4 separate regions of the Homo sapiens genome follow, and all the other regions are linked to region 3. A link is a loop called in an ENCODE intact Hi-C map of the cell type or tissue named here. Cell type or tissue: IMR-90. All regions are shown on one strand.

Region 1 (5,000 bases), 130 kb before region 3:
AGGCCTTACAGTCCTTCTTACTGAAGGCTAAGCAGCTGAAAATTGAGGCGGCGGGGTGGGGTGGGGGGAATCCTTTTTCTGCTGCCAATGTATTTCTTTTCTGTTTCTGCCACAGAATTTTATCCCAATATTATGTATTTTTATGCTTAAAAACGCTATCATAACTGACAGCAACGGAAAATACTTATATAAATTGAAACCTCTAATTTTTTTTTTATGTCCATTGACCATAAATCCCCAAGAGTTTCACCGTTTTTCTTCTGGTTTGAATTACCTTTACATTCAATGGTGGCACACAATAACAAACACAAATCAACGATTTTGGTAAGTAATTTAGAATACACGAAAAGTAGAGTTGCATTGGAAATGCATCTTTTAGTGAAATGGCTGTTAATATTTTTTTCTCCATCAATTCATTGTCCGCGGATAAATACTTCTTATAGCCGGAATAAGAAAGGTTCAGTGGAATTAACAACAAAAAGATCAGTAGATTGTGGTTTTGAATAAGTCCGAGCCTTCCAAAAGGTGTTTTTATGATTATTTAAGGTGCATTATTTAAAGTGGAATCTTCAACACATTCTCATTACGTTTATCTAAATTTAATAAATAAATTTTAGCAATAAATAAAAGTGATGGCGAGCAGGAGATTTGGGAGGACGTAAAATATATAACTTTACGGATATCCATATTTGTATTTGTATTCATATTTGATAAAAGTCCAAGAATTTTCCTACGAGTCTCAATAATTGTAAAAAAAAATGAAAACACTAACTTTCCATGGCCCAATATGTACGTTCCGTTTTGTTAAAAATGGAATGTTATTAGTCGGAAGTAAATGAGGAATTTGTCAGTTCCTTCATAAAATCGTGTAAAATACGCAATTGAGACACACATCTCTGTGTCTTGTTTACAGAAGACTTTGGAGACACCAGCATTTCCAGTTGTTCTGTCACGGTAAGATATTATCTAAAAGGCGAGAATGATTTGCAGGGGAAGATGGAAGTAGGGAGCATTCACATCCCATAGGGAGCTAGTGCGCGGTAGGGGAGACACATATGGGGAAATGTTTCTTTGTAGCCTCTAGGATCTCGTGGTCTCCGGCCCAGCAACCCTGTCGCTAAGCTTCTCGGCTGCACCGGGCGCTGGCTTCTCTGACATTCCTTAGCGCAAGAGCTTTTTCCTGTTCACATTCCCTGCCTTCTCTCCTCGCTCACAGCTTTCTTCTTTCGTCCCCGCCTCTCTCCAAAACCAAACCGCCCCAGCAATTTCCGGGTGACTGAACTTCTACAATCTGTCTAAGAGGGTCCGAGCTCTGAAACCCCTTCTTCAGGAGCTTGTCCATGCCCAGACGGAAATGCCAAGAAAGCCGAGTTGCTGAGCGCCCAGCAATGAGCTCAGGGAACCCTCACTAGGAAACGCTGCGGGAGGTTGGTGGCTGGGGAGATTGGCGGGGAGAGGGCGTAGAGTAAACTCTGTTATCCTGGGAAAGGGAGTCTTTTCAGCTCATTTCCCCCTCTTCTCTGTCCAAGTAAAACTTGCTTGTGCAAACTCGAAACAGCATCTATCTCTATTGACTATTGACTATCGCCAGTTGTATCTTTCCCGTCACCTGTTCTATCTGCCCAGCCCTCACAAGTTGAGCTTCTATCCCCTTGTGGTCTTGTCTGAGGACAGTTTTCTCTCGGCTTCGGCGACTGTCACCTCTCCCAGACCCATTTAGTGGGTAAGTCCTTTCCTCAGTTTCCATCCCAGCTTTTCTCTGTTCGTGACTATCACCAAATTTCCTTTCTCTCTTCTCACTAGCCTCCTATCTATTGTCTCCTCACTTGTTTGCAGATCTTTTCTGGAGACTTTGATTTGCAGTTCCAGCAGGACTCGAGCGACTGCCTCGTGCATTTCCTTTTGAGGCTTCTCTCTTTTTTCTCCAAAGAACAAATTGTGCGCAGCAAAAAGAAAGTTATTATTTGGTTGGCAGCTAAAGATACTCCGCTCAAGAGATGTGACGTGGAAATACCAGGAATAAAATTTGGTCGAGTGATTTGTATGAGCAACAGTATAGATTGTGGAGAGACGATGGGGATTTGACTGCAGAGGACTAAATCCAAGGTTCCACCGAGATTTGAACTCGGATTACCGGATTCAGAGTCCAGAGTGCTAACCATTACACCATGGAACCTGAAGCTGAACTAGCATTTCCTAAAGTCATAGGTGACCTATTTCTCCACTTTAGGTTCCTTCCCTCCGCCCCATAGTTTGGGTGATGGGTGCATTCTGCTTTTCCTCTTGGAGGATTAAGTCAAGAAGACGCTTACCTGCCACATGCCTACATTCAACACCTTTTACACCACAGTCTTAATGGAAAACGTTGACTTCCAACTGTCAGGAGTCCTCTAATCCTAAACCACTCCTTTCAAGTGCTTTAGGAGCTTGGCGCCCCGGGCCTCGGCCTCTATTTCATCAATGGTAGACAAGTGAGATTGTTAAACAAGACTGTGTGCCAGGTGCCAGGCACACAGTATGCCAGGTTACCGTGTGCCAGTTTTTGTGACAAGTGTTTTCTATTGTTACCTTACCTGTGAGGCTCACAACCACGCTGTGAGATGGGACCCATAATCTCTATTTTACAGGTGAGAAATTTGAGTCAGATACCTGAGATGCTTTACTCCTTTTCGTTATAGATCTAATTATTTTCTCAAAAATCGTTTTTACCAGGGTAACATGTAGCGTTTTTAAGGACACGTTATGGAAAGATTTTACCGAAGTCACAGGGGAGCCACTTTGCTGTTTACAGAAAGCTGAAATAAATGCACTTGAACTACTGGGTTAGAGGAAGATCCCAGCAACCCTAGGATAGCAACTCAGGGAAAGAAGGGGAAGGGTAGACAAAGGTCCCTCTGGAGTTTCCCAGGACAGTGCATAGCTCCCCTGGTCCTTCCACTGCCCTTCACCAATGAGAAATATGTGCAGGGTAAACTTCCAAACGGACACAAAGAAAACTCCCTGCTTCTCCCTCGCATATCCCTTTGTGACACACACAGGAGCCCATGTGAAAACACAAACACAGACACACACACACACACACACACACACACAGAATCGGTTTCTGTGAACAAAACAAAACAAAAAGTCTGTGTTCCTTGTTTAAAGTGATAGCTTCCTCACAGGACAATGTCGTCTGTCAGTTAAATTCGAAAGGGTTTTCAGAGACACATATCCACAACCTTCTAAGGATTTATTCTCTTTATCTTGTGTCTCTACAATTTGAGAAAGAAGGTAGGTTTCAGGACTAATTTGGAAGGAAAATCTGAAATCAAATAAGCTTTATTTTTTTAAAAAAAATGCCAGTTATTTTTCCACTCCTTGAACTCTTCCCCGCCCCCCCCCCCTTTCATTAAGCAGGCTCCCAGTCTTGGAGGTCTCTGCTCTGAACAGCTTTCTGTCCCCAACCCTTATTCCTGGAGGAAACAGAAAGAACATTTAAAAAAAGAAGAAGAAGAAGAAGAAGATTATTACCTGGGGAGATGTAGCATTTCAGATGATTCGGAAACGAACTTAGGTTCTAGGTTCGTTAAGAAATGGGGACGGTTAATTTGAATCATCTTAGAGCATGAAAACCAAATTTCTCGAGGGGGGAAAAAGCCAAAGGCCCGTACGGGGATCGAAACCTCGACCCTGGCATTAGTAGCAGCACGCTCTAACCAACTGAGCTAACCGGCCGACCGCAAATCTGTGCTTTTGTTATTCATCTCACCCGCATCCTCGCCCCTTCTCCGTGAAAGTATTAAATTCTTCAACGTAATTCCTGTTTGTCTTACAGGGAGGAACAATTTCTTAGTTGCTTTAGAGTCTTAATAGAAATAACGAGAAATTTCCTCTTAACGCAAAAACAAAGCAAAATGGCTGTATTCGTAGACTTGAAAGAGGACGCTTAAACATTTCAAACTGTGGCTAATGGCCCAGCAATTTATGGAAATATTTGCTGCCTTCTGAATGTCTAGTCAATACATGCAGACAATGAATCAGATTCGGTGAAATATTAATGAGTCTTTGCTTCGTAAAAGCCGCTCACTAATACAACATACAAATTGGTACTTGAAGGATATTCCCAACGAGTCTGATTCTCGATGGTCCCATGATCGAGATCGTCCCAGGTTTCTTATGTCTAGATCCTCAATTTGGGAGTCTTCCTATGTGTTCCTTCAGATTCCTAAAGTGACCTCAAATCAAAGGTCGCTTCGAAGACCTTGGTATTGAAAAATGCTAGAAATGTGGTTCTAGTCACCATTCCAGGGGCCGTTAAACCCAATCGTTGTCTACTCAGCCATTGTTTCCCAAAAGCTTTACCATTGTTTTTAATGTCTTGTTTATCGTTCCAGAGATTTTGAATACATAGACAAAGTTACACAAGTGTTTTCTTTTTTCTCTTCATGAATAGTGGCATTTTATACACTTTTTAAGTCCCTTGCCTTTTTAAATTTTTACTTACAATGTACTTTTGCAAACTTTCCATATCAGAATAGACAAGTTTTCTTCATTCTTTTAAAAATATGTATAGTATTACATATACTATACACGTGTATACCTATGTAACAAACCTGCATGTTCTGTATATGTACCCCAGAATTTAAAGTATAATAATTTAAAAAATATATGTGTAGTAGTTGGCCAGGAGCAGTGGCTCACGCCTGTAATCACCGCACTTTGGGAGGCCGAGGTGGGCGGATCATCTGGGTCAGTAGTTGGAGACCAGCCTGGCCAACATGGTGAAACCCCATCTCTACTAAAAATACAAAAATTATCCAGGCATGGTGGTGCATGCCTGTAATCCCAGCTACTCAAGGGGCTGAGACAGGAGAAGGTCTTGAACTTGGGAGGTGGAGGTTGCAGTGAGTGGAGATTGTGCCACTGCACTCCAGCCTGGGCGACACAATGAGACTTCATCTCAAAAAAATAAATAAATAAATAAACTAGTATAGTATTCAATTATGTTAGTATATATC
Region 2 (5,000 bases), 75 kb before region 3:
ACATGGTGAAACCCTGTCTCTATTAAAAATACAAAAATTAGTCGGGCATGGTGGCGCGCACCTTTAATCCCAACTACTCAGGAGGCTGAGGCAGGAGAATCGCTTGAACCCGGGAGGCAGAGGTTGCAGTGGGCTGAGATCGCGTCATTGGACTCCAGCCTGGACGACAGAGCGAGACTCTGTCTAAAAAAAAAAAAAAAAAAAAGCCTGCGCCATCCCCCAAATTGATTGTAATGTACATATATATTTTTGTTGTTGTTGCAGGTAAGTAGGCTATGGAAAACTTAAAATAATTTTAAGCATAAAACTATTACATTATTCAAAATTTATGATCTTCAACGTATTCAAGAATGATGCAACACTTTAATTTTTAAAAATGTCAATAATTATAATACAAAGAAAAACATCTGCTTAATCTTAAGATACATATTAATTTGTCAAAAATGTGTATGGGGGGACATAGTTTTAAAAAATTGGGGAGGACGGTGGGTAACAATATTTTGAAGCCTAAGGGCCCAACTTGGCTAACGACTAAGCTCTGTTAAATCTTCAGTTTTTATCTTGTGTCTATTGGAAACAGCCTCCAAATCCAAAGAGGGCCACTCAGACCAGATATTACAACACGGCCTCCCTCGAATTCTTGGGTTTTCCTAGATATTCAGCAGGGTCATGGAGGCTAGCGTTATCGTCTTTGTCCTCAAAATAGAAATCCGAGAAACCTCCAAGTGGCCCGAAAATTTAGAGCACTCGCTCGTGGATACCATTGTCACTCCAGAAATGGTCTGAATTCCTCTTTCCTCTCGAAATTTATTTGCTGGGCACCAAACTAGAGCCGGACACCAAACTAGAGCTGAGCCAGACTTAATTCCTGGGAAATCGTCCAGGAAAAAGAGCTGCCTGTTCGGGATCGTTGCTAGGGCTCTAGGACGCAGACTTGTCTATTTCAACACATGCATACCTGAACCAGCTCAACCCTGTTTGCATCGCCAGTGTGTTCCCTGTCTGAAAAGAACTGGGTGCTGACCTTGTTGAACTTGAGCACCCTTAGGCTGCCCGAGGCGCAGCGAATGTGTACCAGGAACCGTAGCCGCGCCCGGACAGGAAGAGGCGCCGAAGCCCGGCTGAGTGGAAGTCCTTAGTCTTCCAACAGCCATAGCGGCGGGAACTGGGAGAGAAAAGGTATGCACAAAGTCCTTTGTTGGAGAACGGAGACCTCCGAGCTGTTATTAAAGGACAGCTTTCTCCACCATCTTCCCATTCCACCACCAATGAGGAGGTAAATTGATTTCTGTTGAAAATATTGTTTTTTGGGGGGAAGACGTTGAGACTCCTGATGACATTTGCCTGCCGCCTAGAGGATCCTCGTGCTCCACTTCGAAGAATTGAAGTCTTGATAATCAGCAGAAATGACCTCTGCACACCTTTTCCCCATTCATTGAACTATTGAGCAGCTTACCATGCTGTGCGGGCACCCGAGGTACCAGGAGAATGAAGAGCAAGACAGCACAAAGAGTAACACAAGCAGTTAATTATAATAACGCGTAGTGGAGCAACAGACATACCACCGGGCGTTTTGAGGGGGCCAGAGAGAAGGAGTAACTCTCCAGTCCTTATGAACCCGCGAGGCATAGCTGCCGGAGATTTTCTTCCTTCCATTATGGAGCGGATTCCTCATGCCGCGATCCAAATCCACCAGCCATTCCGCGTGGTGAGTCAATTTCATAAGCAAACCATTTGGATGGAAAACTCAGAACGACCAGCTTCTGCTCCCAGATCGTCCCCCGGGTCTCTGGACCCCTCCCAAGGTCAAAAGGAAGGAAGCCCCTCTCGTGAATGGTTCTCTGTAGTATTTTCTCCGGGCGGAATAGGTGAGTTTGAGAAAATCTCATTTCCCACGGGAGAGGCGAAGTTCCTTTCTGCTGGAGGTAGAGTTTTTGGCCTTGTCCTTGTTTTTGTTTTTGTTTTCCTTCTTCCCTGCGGGAGTGCAGGAAGGGAAAATGCAAAACACCAACAGAAGTTTGAAGAAACAATATTACGTAGTCGCAATTAAAATTATTTTAAAAGACATCCCTTTGAGGAGAGGAAAAGAATTTCCTTTAGTGTTAAAGAAACACAAAAACAACAAACATTTTGCTTTTTTAAAATTGAAAGAACAACTGTTTTCCGGGTGGCCGGTTAGCTCAGTTGGTTAGAGCGTGGTGCTAATAACGCCAAGGTCGCGGGTTCGATCCCCGTACGGGCCACGAGGGTTCTCACCTTCTCTCTCCGATTTTGCCGCAGTCACTTCACATCCAGCTATACATCGGAAATAACAGCTTCTTCAATTTAAAGTCGGAATTAAATGATGCCATTTCTTCTTCAGCAGTCACACCTACCCATTTCAGTCTTGCACTCCTCTAAAGGAGCTTGGGAAAGAAAAAAGAAAATCTTATGGAACAAGTGACATGACGCCCTAAGACAGAAATTTTAGTGAAGAAAATGAGGGTGTTAGAGAGGGGGGTAGCACTGGGGTTGGATGTGTGTCTGATGCCCGCTGTCCATCCGAACTCCATGTTTTTTTGGTCCCTTTCTCAGGATCCAGCCTATGGAGTCTGCTTGTGCCTGTCACGTGCTTCCTCTACCTGATGGTCTGCTCACCCCTGGAGCTATCTTTGGACACTGTTGAAATTGATATTTTTTATTAAGATAATCACAATGGGAAACAATGCATACATATTTTGCTTTCCTTTTTTTCATATTAAATTCTCAGTCTGTTCTCATCAGAATTTTCGTCTTTGAGGACATAATTTTTTTCTTTTTTCTTCCAGATCACCAGGTCTCAGAATGGCTCTGAAGACAGAGTAGGCATTCGGTAAATATTTGTGGAGTGACTGTTGAAGACTCGCCATTAGAGTGTGTTTTCAAACATTGGGATTTTGTTTGCCCAGTCTGACTGATAAACATATATAAAGGAGCAAAAGCCTGCCAAGGTCTACATTTACAGCAAAACAAAGTGGTTGTAAAGATTATATCATTTTATAGAATACACAGAATTACAGATGTGAAAAATAAATGGTAAAAATAATCCCAGCAAGAAACGAAACTTAGACATTTCAGATCTGACAAAGGGTCATTTTCAAAGGATGACGAAACCACCGCTCAATACTTTAAAAAGACAAAATCAAAGCTCATTCGAGGGAGAGCTATATTGTAAAACACAGTCCCTGAAAACAGAACAGATGGCTGATCTTTTTTTCATTAGGTTGATATAATCTATGGGAGCATGGTTACTTGTCAGAGACTGCCATTGTTTGGTCGGCACTCATAGGTATGTTTATTGGAGTGAGTCCATCCCTGATCAGCTCACTTTCCGAAGCCAGGAGCAGACACTGATTGGTTTTCAAAAGTGTGTTCACAGAAGCGATTGTTACTGACAGATTGAACTGATTGAAAACCAGTTCTGGGCCGGACGCGGTGGCTCACGCCTGTAATCCCAGCACTTTGGAAGGCCGAGGTGGGCGGATCACCTGAGGTAGGGAGTTCAAGACCAGCCTGACCAACATGGAGAAACCTCGCCTCTACTAAAAATACAAAATAGCCGGGCGTGGTGGCGCATGCCTGTAATCCCAGCTACTAGGGAGGCTGAGGCAGGAGAATCGCTTGAACCCGGGAGGTGGAGGTTGTAGTGAGCCGAGATCGTGCCATTGCTCTCCAGCCTGGGCAACAAGAGCGAAACTCCGTCTCAAAAAAAAATTATATATATATAATGTTTATATATATATAACTAATGTTTATATATATGTTTATATATATATAAAACATATATATAGTGTGTGTGTATACACACACACACACACACACACACATATATATATATAAACAGATTCAGAATTTCACAAAACAACTATGGGCCGGGCGCGCTGGCTCAGGCCTGTAATCCCGGCACTGTGGGAGGCCGAGGCGGGTGGATCACGAGGTCAGGAGCTCGAGACTATCCTGGCCAACATGGTGAAACTCCCGTCTCTACTAAAAATACAAAAATTAGCTGGGCGTGGTGGTGCGTACCTCTAATCCCAGCTACTAGGGAGGTTGAAGCAGAAGAATCGCTTGAACCAGGGAGTGGGAGGTTGCAGTGAGCCGGGATCGCGCCACTGCACTCCAGCCTGGAGACAGAGTGAGACTCCTTCTCAAGAGAAGAAAAAAAAAAAAAAAAAAAAAAAAAAAAAAACAACCAAAAAAACGAAACTACGCTCTGTTTCTGCCCGGTTTCGAACCGGGGACCTTTCGCGTGTTAGGCAAACGTGATAACCACTACACTACGGAAACTCGCTTAGTGAGAGTGTTTTTCAGTTTTGAATTAGTTAAAATGAACTTTAAATTTATCCGTTCCGTCAGGGTATATCTTTGGCAGAGGGGTAATATTTTCCCCTACACTTTCTAATTCTTAGAATACATAGTTTAAAACCCGACAACTCGAAATCAAGCAAATGCTTCTCCTGAAGCTTCAATTCCTTCAGAAGCACAGGGCGGGGAAATATCAGGCAGTCTCTCGGGAAATTTTATTTCAGTTCATTTTTTTTTTTTGGTATGTTCTCTGCTCTCTGCTCTCATAAGACGCTCTAATGTTCATTTCTCGATGACTGAAAATTAAGCAGGATATTGGTGACCTCGAGTATTTTTTTCTTCATGCTAGCAGCCTGTCAGTGAGATTCATTCAAAGTCCCGCTTACTCCTAAATGAGACTCTTTCTTGAGGTTTGAAACAAAAGGCAGACGCAGTGTTCATGCAAAGGCGTATAACAAGAAATAAATAGCTTGGGTGTGTAAGGGGAAGTTTAAAATCAAGACAGAACAACCGTATTCATTAGGATCAGTTACCAATGAGCAAATATCTATATATCATACATGGTAATTGGTAATAAATACATATGTATATTTACACATATGTATATATATGTATATATGCTTCTCACACTATGTATTTTTTGCTGTTTTATATACATATATATATATGAACATGAG
Region 3 (5,000 bases):
GTTGGCCAGGCTGGTCTCAAACTCCTGACCTCAGGTGATCCGCCTGCCTCCCAAAGTACTGGGATTACAGGCATAAGCCACCAAACCCAGCAAATCTTTTGTTTATTTTGGTTTGTTTTATTTATCTTATCTTACTTTCTTGTTTATCTTGCTTTCTTGAATTCCTTTTAATCATTGTCTTTCTAAGAATATTTCATGTCACTATAAAAATTATTCACTGAATCTCTGTTATTTTGCAAAGCTTTAAATAACATTGACACCATATATTCTGTGTCATCTTCTGTCATTCCTCTTAATTTACTTCTCCCTTCTTTCATAAATATAACAGGGGGAAGGGAGAATTCTACTTCCTCATCTTTCAAAACCAGGCTGTGAGACAGTCTGCAAATATGTTAATAATGGAGGAAGCTTCCTTTCTTTTCTTTTCCATTTCTTTTCTTTTACTTTTTCTTTTTTTTTTTTTTGAGATGGAGTCTGGCTCTGTTGCCCAGGCTGGAGTGCAGTGGTACGATCTCGGCTCACTGCAATCTCTGCCTCCTGGGTTCAAGCGATTCTCCTGCCTCAGCCTCCTGGGTAGCTGGGATTACAGGCGCATGCCACCATGCCCGGCTAATTTTTGTATTTTTAGTAGAGACGGAGTTTCACCATGTTGGTCAGGCTGGTCTTGAACTCCTGACCTTGTGATCCACCTGCCTCAGCCTCCCAAAGTGCTGGGATTACAGGCGTGAGCCACCGCACCGGACCTGAAGCTTCCTTTCAATGTGTAGGTTGAGTTTGGAGTAACTGACAGGTGTCAGGTAGTGAGAGTTTGGTATGTGATTTGTGTGTTCCACTTAATATTTCAGACACAGGTTGTTTAGGGCCACTTAACTGAAATGTACCTGAGAACATATTTGTTCCTCTCTGAGCTTTTAGTAAGCGTAGAGCAAGAATAACACTATGACATGTAATATATAAATCTTAAGATATTTTCAGCCTTCTTTGAATTTAGTTTGCAAGAAGGAGAGAATACTGTAGTATTCAAGTTTGTATTTTTATACTTAAACTTTGAAGACATAGCTTAATCAATTGTTTACAAATTTTTCAATAGCAGCATTCCAATTTTCAGGATCCTTTAAATATCAGTTTTCTTAGAAGTGAAGCTGAGGCTTGTGACAATCTCTTTTGCTCACATTCCTTTGAAAGTAGGTGGGAGAGAACTGCTATGAATAAAATGAGAAAGCAGAATTCAGATTTACTCTGAAGTATAAATGATTTCAGGCACAGTGCAGGACTACTTTTACAGCAGTGAAAAGACTATGACTCTGGTAGAACTCTGATAATAACATTTGAAATCTCTTTAGATAAAACTGAGAAGCCTAATGAGTAGGCCAGTGCTGTAGAGGGTACACTTTAGTTTATGAACTGCAATGCCACTTAAGATTCAGGAAAGTCTTCATTCATTTGTGATTTATTTCCTCGAGATATCATTGAGTCCCTAGATCCTAGATGCACAAATAAGACAATTCTTAGGGTCATACAAAACAGAAATGGTGAGAATATAAATTGCACTGTTGCTCTCTTGTTTTCAAAAATCAAAGTGAATCAGACTCCAAACAAAATGCCATGACTTATTAATTATTTGCCTGACACTGATAATCAAAATCTATCATGTAGCTGAAAATGATGGCTATCAAGGTTAAGAGGCTGGAGACTGAACGTCTACAACAGAATTTGAAATGTTACTCTCTACTATGTATTACAAGATTTTTTTTTTGTACAACTTGTATATCCCCAGTCTTACCTGTCATCAGCAAACCCATTGCTTTTTACCAACAGAAACTTTATTAATTTTTCCCTTCATCCCAACCCTTTCATATTGTGATGCAGTTACCTGCAAGGGACTCTCCATAATTGTGCTAATCGCTCAATACGGATTTCACAACCTATAAATTCCTTAATGCATTTTCAACATATGTATTTGCAACATACTATTGAAAATATAAAATTGAACACGTAAGGCCCCGCTGGGATTCGAACCCAGGATCTCCTGTTTACTAGACAGGCGCTTTGACCAGCTAAGCCACAGGGCCCCTGTTGGGCATATGTTCAGATATATCGTATTTATAACATTTTTGTAAAATGTATCAATTTGACAAAAGTGTACTTAATTTTGTGACAAAGAAAGCACATCTGTGTTTCTGAACCAGCAACAAAGCAGCAATTCCAACACTAAAAAAAATACTTTTCTTCAATGCAAGATTTCAGAATTTATTTCAAATTGAAATGAGTGAAATTTCTATTTCATGGTGACTATCTCCCCCTACAGGAAATATTGGATATCGCAACATATTTTAAATTTATTTCTCTGTTCGTGCATTCATTCTGTCCACAAATGTTGAGTCATTACTGCATTTCAGGTACTTTTCTAGGTATTGGAGAAAGAACATTGAATAAAACAGCAAAATTTTCTTCCATTATTGAATTTATGTTCTACAGGGAGATAAAACAACAACAAAAAACACCCCAAAACAAACTAACCAACTAAAAAAATCCAACAACAAACAAAAACACAAGTGATATGGAAACCAATCTCTTTACCGCTGGGTTATAGAACCCACGACACTACCTTCTGAGCTAATTCACTGCAATTGAGTAAAACCATTATGCTTCCTTCTATTTTATCTAATCTGGCACAAGAAAGTGAGCCTAGACGAGGACACAGTGATGTCGTGGAGATCTGTGGTCACCCTGCTTCCCACTTACCCAAACTAGGCACCTTGAGACCCTCTGTTTCAAAGACAGCTTTGGTCTCAACAGGAGATCTGCTGTTAGAAACAATGAGTTAGGTGTACACAGGGAGTTCTCCTGGATGGATATCTTTGCTTCTGTCATAGTCTTGTTCTGCTCATTTGCCTGCTGGGTTAAAATAGACTCAATTTCTAGACCCACATAGATTGTAAAACTGCGTGGATGATACAGAGAAGTAGAGAACAAAGTAGAGTACAATGTGATAGCCCTCACAGGATGCTGTGGGAACCTCTCACTTGGGCCTCACAGAGTTGCATGACCTTTTATCTCAGGTTCTTTGTCAGTTTAATGAATGCAGAAGGAGTCATGGAATGTTTAGCTGAATGCAGCTTAGCATGGGGAAAAGCAGATGAAACCAATATCCTGAAATATTTAAATAACTGCCTGGTGCTTTGCATATGCATTCATTAAGCATCCACAAAATGCAAGACCCTGGAAAGATGAGAAATTACTTAGGTTGAGGTTGAGTTTTTATTTTTTAACCAAGCCTGGTGTTGCTTCTGATTTATTTCCTGTGGGTCATGAACCTCTACTCACTACCTAGCTAATCACAAAGCCAGGTTATACCAATTTTTCAGCTTTATTGGCTGAGGTTTTTTGTGAAGCTTAGTTATGTATTCCCCGACTTCTGTTTCTCACTGACAGGTGTTTCATAAATCTTGGTATGTGTAAAACCCTGGAAGAAAAGCCCTTTGTTTCTCCTTTTGGAAATCTTTCCAAGATACAAGCAGACATTTCAACATAAAGTAGGTGCTGGAGTGGTGTGGCTACAGATAGATTGCTGCACCCTTGAGAGAAATTAACACTACGAAACCCCTGCTTAAAGTGTTTCATCCGGATTTCTGCTGACATTAGAAGGAAAGTTCTTTTCCTGATTCCCTGACTTTTGGGGCTATTCTTTCTAGAACCTACCTTTTCCCACAACATCTGTGTCTTCCCTAAACTTATGGCCTATCATAGCAAACATTTTGGCCAACATCCGCCTTATAAAAAGCCTTGCTCAGATCTTCAAATAAGCCTCAATACTGAGGACAGACAAAACCCTTCTTATTATTGTTAGAACTACCTTATCAGCATCAAAGAAGCACAGGATTGTAGTCAAGTTAAATAGATGCTGAGTCTGGTACCAGTCTTTGCAATATTACTACTGCATGAAGGCCTTCCACCACTTAAGTAGCAATGATATTTATTTATTTAGCTCCAAAAATGGCTTATTTTATTATTTTGTTTGTTTGTTTGTACCTTACTGAGCTAGTGCCATCATGCATTTACCACCCTTAAATCTTTAGAACAATCTTAGAAGGTGGTAACTTTCATTAATTTCCATGGAGAGATGAGAATGATAAAACATAGAAATATTAAAAAGTCATTTCAAGACCATGAATGCCATAGGTAGAGTAAAACAGTTTTCTTTCTGAAAATGTGGTTGGCAGACTGTGTAAGATACTTCCATACCAATATTAGTGCATTCATAAAATGCAAGCTTTTAATCTCACAATTCCCCTGTTTATACCAGATTTCTAGCAATGCTCACTCAAAGCTGCAAAACATTATTGTGAACCAGAGAACTTCACACCTCTAAGATAAACATGTGCTTTGCACTGAGTATCATATGGTACACGCCAAGCAAGCTCTCTACTTTTCGAGCAAATCATACAGCATGGGTTTTATTGAGCCCTATTACTCACTTGTCACTACAATTTTATTCTGTAATAGATCTAGGACCCTAGCTCTCTCACTAAGAGATAGCCTCTGAGTCAGAGTCCATAGATTTCTGCTACTCAGGCCAGTAAGATCTGAGAAAATGTGTTCTGGAGAATTGCAAGATCAAAATGTTTATTGCTTTAGCAGTTTTATCATTCACTTGTGGCAAAATAATTGACAAGAACTGATCCTTTAGGGTCAATACATACTTGATCCCTGTCTTCACTCTTGTAAGACTGAGTCAAGATAAAATAGACTAAAAAGAAAATTGAAGTAGAATGTGATACAAGTGAACATGAATAACCACTACAAATGCTATTAAATTACTGAGAAGAGGCCTAGAACCTGACCTGTTGGAGAGATGATATCCTACAGTATAAGGCAGCTCAGCTCAATTACAATATCTCTGAGTTTCAGAATCCATGTCAGCTGGATGGACAGTTGGAGAAGAAATGGGGGCTATTTTAGCCCCAAGAAGGAAAGAACAAATCTCTTTTGCTGAAATT
Region 4 (5,000 bases), 340 kb before region 3:
TCTTTCTCTGAGTCCATTACTTTCCTCCTCCTCCAACATCCGAGACAACCGTGTCTCGAGTAAGAGAGAATCTATTGCTGTGGTGTAAACACCACCTAACGTTAATCCTGATTTGAGGAAGGCAATTCTCTTTTCCTCACCTACAAGCTCTGAGAATCGAAGTCAGACTCCATCGAGTTTTCTCTGTAGATAAGTCTAAGTTGCTTGTCTGGTGTGTGAAGATTTTGCCTATAGTGTATTAAGTGTTTTGTTAGCCCAAGTTTAGGGACTGTCATTCAACAGCAACAAGGCATTACCTGTTTTGCAGCAATAACAATGATTGTGATTGTAGCTTCAATATAAATTCGTTGGTTTGTAGACAGTACCACACACACTGTATCTTCTCGGCCTAAAAATTCGAGAGCCCAAGAATGGGAAAGGTTTATTAAACCACAGGAAGTGGATGTTAAAGCTAGCCTCTGGCTGCCAAGCCCTTATTATTTTTATTCTATTGATTTTGTTAAATGTCTTCATCTTACAGCTTAGAAAAATTCAAGGTGAAGTTCTCTGGCCCCAGTCTATTCTTCCTATCTTCTCCAGCACATTCAAAGACCAAGAACACTTATCTGGGCTTTACAGTAGATTCAGGAAACAGTGTAACTTCAGACACTCAGTACTTTGGTTCTCATACAGAATAAAGTTGGGAAGAAAAGGTCGAGGGAGAAGACGAAAAGATGTGGAAAAACAAGAAAACGGAAGAGAGGAGAAAGGCCAGGAGATTGAAGGAATGGAACAAAAGAGAAGCTAGCAGGGTGCCAAATATAGGAATGTTCTCACCCCTCTTGCCCACTTTTATTCTGAGTTTCCTCTGTCTTAGCAACCCCTAAATGCCCTTGCTCTTGCTCTGACAGGCAACTTTCCACTATCTCCACTCTTTGAAATCAGCCCCTGATGTCAAGGCACTTCTTAAAGTCCAATTCCTCCACAGAGGCATTTGTATTGTTTCCAGTTTGGCTATTATAACTAGTGCTGCCATGAATATTCTTGTACATGTATTTCAGTGAATATAAATAAATATTTTTGTTGGAGAGATATACTTATGGGTGGAATTACAGAGTCACAGTACATGTATACATTCAAGATTTAATATATAATGCTAAGTCATTCTCGCAAGTGATTGAGCCAATTTACACCCCCTGAGCAAGTATCACATTGTCCTGATTGCTATGGCTTTTTAAGTAACCCCCCCCCCATTTCAGGTAGCTCAATTTTTATTTTAAATCTGACATACATTCACTAACACATTGCCTGAAGCTTCAGATATTGTTGAAAGCAGCAGTGTTGACATTCCTCATGTGCTCCTGAAACTTGGGAATCTCCTCAAAAGTCTGTGGCCACTTTGTCATCTTCCCTCATACATTTGATCGACATCTTGTGGATTCTATAGTTTGGAGTTGCCCAGGTCAGCCATTGCAGCTGGGGCATACACGAGCCCCCAGCTGGGCCTTGTCGATATCTTCATTCCAAGATTTGATGTCTAGAAGGATGGAGGACTTGAACATTTACATGAGCTTTCTGACCATGCAAATAAGAGGCAGATGCTAGACAACTGTATTCTCGTTAACTTTTAATGAGTACATTTTGTGTCATTTAAACCTAGATTCTCCTATGGGCCTTAAAGTAACTGTGACTTTGAGGTTTCAGAATTGACTGGAATGTTTCTCTGATCAGAGCAGCGGTCTTAGGAGTGAGGAAAGTCGAGAGGGTCCATTGGCAGTTAAGGAGGAATGGCAGAGGGGTCCCACCGCAGCTCTGCTCTCAGAGCCAGGTAGGGGCCATCAGTGGGCAGAAGATGCAAAAAGCAACTTTTCTCCCCGTCGGGGAATCGAACCCCGGTCTCCCGCGTGACAGGCGGGGATACTCACCACTATACTAACGAGGAAGAACTCTGCGTCAGCGAGTTTTGACTACCTCTAATAAACTTAAGTATTCTTGCCCACTTTTTTAAGTCTGTAAGTTTGTATTCTACTAAATTGATTATACTTGGCGAATTTACACTTTAATCTGCCGCCTAAGCCAAAACGACGGGGTCTGTCAGGACAGCCTGGTCTTTCGATTGTGGTGGTGTCGAGATCTCTGACAGTGTTTCTAGTCATTTGCAACCAGCGAGACCGGGTGACCAAAGCAGTTGAACCATTGATTCCACAGAAACTGATAATTGACCAAAGACTTGGACCTCTGACTAGGACTAAATTTCCATGAAGAGGAAAGCACTATCAAGACTTGTAACAGGTATAGGCTTCAGGAGGGTTTGGAAGGCAGGGAAACGAGAGGCGTCCCCAAGAACCGTACAAAGGTACCGCTAACGGGAAAATGACTAGGTATCTGCTAATTAAGGTACCCATAATCTTATGAAAATAGTAGGTATTCAGTAACTTCCACCCTCCATTGTTGTGGGGTTTCAGGATCGGGGAAGTACCAAACAAATTCAGTTCGCAACACGTGAGTTGGCTTAAATTTCTTTCTTCTAAATTTTCTGTTGTTAATTATCTAAAACCTCGAACTCGTAGTCGGCAGGATTCGAACCTGCGCGGGGAGACCCCAATGGATTTCTAGTCCATCGCCTTAACCACTCGGCCACGACTACACAGAATCACAACGTTTTTTTTCACGGTATAGACATGAGAAAATGCAAATCAGGATAATTACTATCTAGGTACAAGAAAATGGGCTTTGTGAGTTGAACGCAAACTTTCAGGTACAACGAGAGTTTGGTTAAAAAAAAAAAAGCAAAAAAAGCCAACCTCCTGTGCCACCTGGACAAGAGCACTGGAATGAGAGTACTCCCGCGTGAGGATGAGCATCATCAGCGTTCCAAACAAAGAATACAAACTTCACGTTAGTAAACAGTGAGCGAGCTCCCGTCGGCGCCCGGAAGTAGGCTGTGGTCTGAGCTCTGGCAGTGGAGTCTCTGCAACTGGAACTAAACTTTGCTAATTAACAAGTGGACTGAGACCCTAACTTACGGCCCCCACTTATCTATTGCCTTTGAACAGCCTGTCTTCCGATAGCCCTGGACACTTTGGAAGATTGCATAACTTGTGGGAAATCAGCACTTTGATCAAAGTGGAAAATGGGCAGAAACAGCTGGTGATTTACATGATTTACATAGTTACGATGCAAGGATGTCCACTGTGGCATTGTTTGTATATAGCATGTAAATATGCTAACTAGTAAGGGAATGGTGTGATGCATTCCTATCACAGGGTACTATGCAGCTGTTAAAGAATTAGATTCTTATCGTTTTACTTGGAAATGTGTGTAAACTTTAATCCACAAAATAGCGAACATAAATAGTTCTATTTATATCGAATGAACCCCCAAATTAAAGTCCATTAAAAACATCCGAAGGGACGCTCACCAATCTAACAAAAGAGCAAAATGGAATGTAAGTGAGAGATTAAAATATCAATTTCGATTACTTTTGTATTCTTTACATTTGTCATAAAAACAATCTGCATTATTTATATAATTGGAAAATTAAAAATGGAAAAACAGACTGCATTAATTATATAATTGGAAAATTAAAAATGGAAAAACAGGCTAAAATATGCCATTGCATACTTACGCATTTAAAAACTGGTTGTGTAAAAACAAAAAAGTTAATACTAATTTATCTGAGGTGTTGAATCATAGCTCCTCATCGTTTTCTTCTTTTAGCTCTTCTCTCTTTCAAATTTTCAAGCAAAGTATATGTATTTATTTGTATTTTTACTTGAAGTGTTCCCACTCTTCCTTAAGACTACAAGATGATTGTAATACCTTGTTATCTGTTTGAAGAAATAAGGAGTGGTATGGCATTGATATTGAACCAGTAAAAATAATGCTACTATCTAACTATTCTAAATTTCACATTTTAGAAAATGCCTTCACATTCAGGATCTCATGTAACTCTCAGAACAGTTCCATGAGGTGCTGCCACCCACTTTTACAATAAGAAAAATGTCCGGATAAGAGAACTTTGTACATTCACAGGGCTACTGAGTATTGAAATCAAAGCATCTTACTCTGTATCAATTACTCTTTCCTTATAGAGATGGAAAATGACACCTTTAAGAAAAGAAAGGCACAGTCCTCTCAGCATTCAAAGGATAAATCCCACTTGGTCGCAGCATATCACCCTTTTTAAAAATTGCTGATTCAATTCGCTAACATTTGTTAAGAATATTTACACCTATTTTCATGAGGAACATTGGTTTGTAATTTTTTTTTTTCTCAAACTGTGATCTGGTGTTTGTTCACTTTGTTTTTGCTGAGGTAGGGCTATTTCATTTTTTATTTTTTATGGTAGCTTATTTTATTGAGGTAAAATATATATGTTTAATTTACCATCTTTACCATTTTTAAGTGTACAGTTCAGTAGAAATAAATACATTTATATTCTTTGTTTCCCTTCATCCCTCCCAAGTTTTGATATCAACTAATATTCAATTCATAAAATGAGTAGGAAAGTGTTCTCTACTTTTCCAGTTTCTGGAAAAGTTTATGTACACATGATATTATTTCCTCTTTAAAGGTTTGGTAGACTCCACCAATGAAGCCATCTAGGCCTGGATTTTTCTTTTAGAGAGGTTTTTAATTATAAATTATATTTTTAACAGTTATATTACAATTCAGATTATTTCTTGAGTGGGTTTTAGTAGTTTCTACCTTTTGAGAAATTGATATATTTCATCTAATTTGTCAAATTAATTGGCATATTATCCAAAATATTCTTTTATTTTTTGTATAATCTAGGTAAATGTCCCCTGTTTCTTTCCTGCTACATTTATTTTCTGAGCAGTCCGACTGGAGATTTATCAATATTATTCATCTTTTCAAAGCACTGGTTTTTAGATTTCATTGATCTTCTCTATTGTTTTTCTATTTCATTCTCTTTTGCTCTTTAATATTTGTTCTCTTCCACTTACTTTGAATTTAATTTACTCTTATTTTTCTCGTTTGTTAAGGTGAAACTATAG

The links. Peaks named below come from ENCODE experiments on the same cell type or tissue, not always from the same donor. Only the 100,000 strongest peaks of a DNase experiment are listed, where the experiment ranks them.
Region 1: it touches region 3 in a loop (4-fold over the local background); 7 of 110 quality-filtered maps call a loop at or near these places.
Region 2: a loop joins it to region 3, with 7 times the contacts of the local background. A loop is called at or near these places in 3 of 110 quality-filtered maps.
Region 4: it touches region 3 in a loop (6-fold over the local background); 28 of 110 quality-filtered maps call a loop at or near these places.

The regions. Positions count from the first base shown.
Region 1 is chr6:27,292,609-27,297,608 of GRCh38, reverse strand. It overlaps TRQ-CTG5-1 (tRNA-Gln (anticodon CTG) 5-1), which reads right to left and starts at 2,176; the gene lies at 2,105-2,176. It also overlaps the pseudogene TRS-ACT1-1. In IMR-90, no CTCF peak of the experiment used is centred here; DNase peaks (open chromatin) are centred at 2,108 and 3,658; H3K4me3 peaks cover 1,719 bases.
Region 2 is chr6:27,234,814-27,239,813 of GRCh38, reverse strand. It overlaps TRV-AAC5-1 (tRNA-Val (anticodon AAC) 5-1), which reads right to left and starts at 4,305; the gene lies at 4,233-4,305. It overlaps TRI-AAT5-3 (tRNA-Ile (anticodon AAT) 5-3), which reads left to right and starts at 2,170; the gene lies at 2,170-2,243. RefSeq lists enhancers at 1,104-1,393, 1,057-1,557, 2,394-2,473 and silencers at 4,232-4,281, 4,292-4,341. In IMR-90, no CTCF peak of the experiment used is centred here; a DNase peak (open chromatin) is centred at 2,303; H3K4me3 peaks cover 1,977 bases.
Region 3 is chr6:27,159,343-27,164,342 of GRCh38, reverse strand. It overlaps TRT-AGT6-1 (tRNA-Thr (anticodon AGT) 6-1), which reads right to left and starts at 2,072; the gene lies at 1,999-2,072. In IMR-90, a CTCF peak has its summit at 2,298 (motif pointing left); a DNase peak (open chromatin) is centred at 1,932.
Region 4 is chr6:27,500,665-27,505,664 of GRCh38, reverse strand. TRS-AGA2-4 (tRNA-Ser (anticodon AGA) 2-4) reads right to left here and starts at 2,626; the gene lies at 2,545-2,626. It overlaps TRD-GTC2-7 (tRNA-Asp (anticodon GTC) 2-7), which reads right to left and starts at 1,921; the gene lies at 1,850-1,921. RefSeq lists enhancers at 1-23, 2,706-2,755, 2,936-3,215 and a silencer at 1,786-1,905. In IMR-90, no CTCF peak of the experiment used is centred here; DNase peaks (open chromatin) are centred at 1,934 and 2,534; H3K4me3 peaks cover 1,477 bases.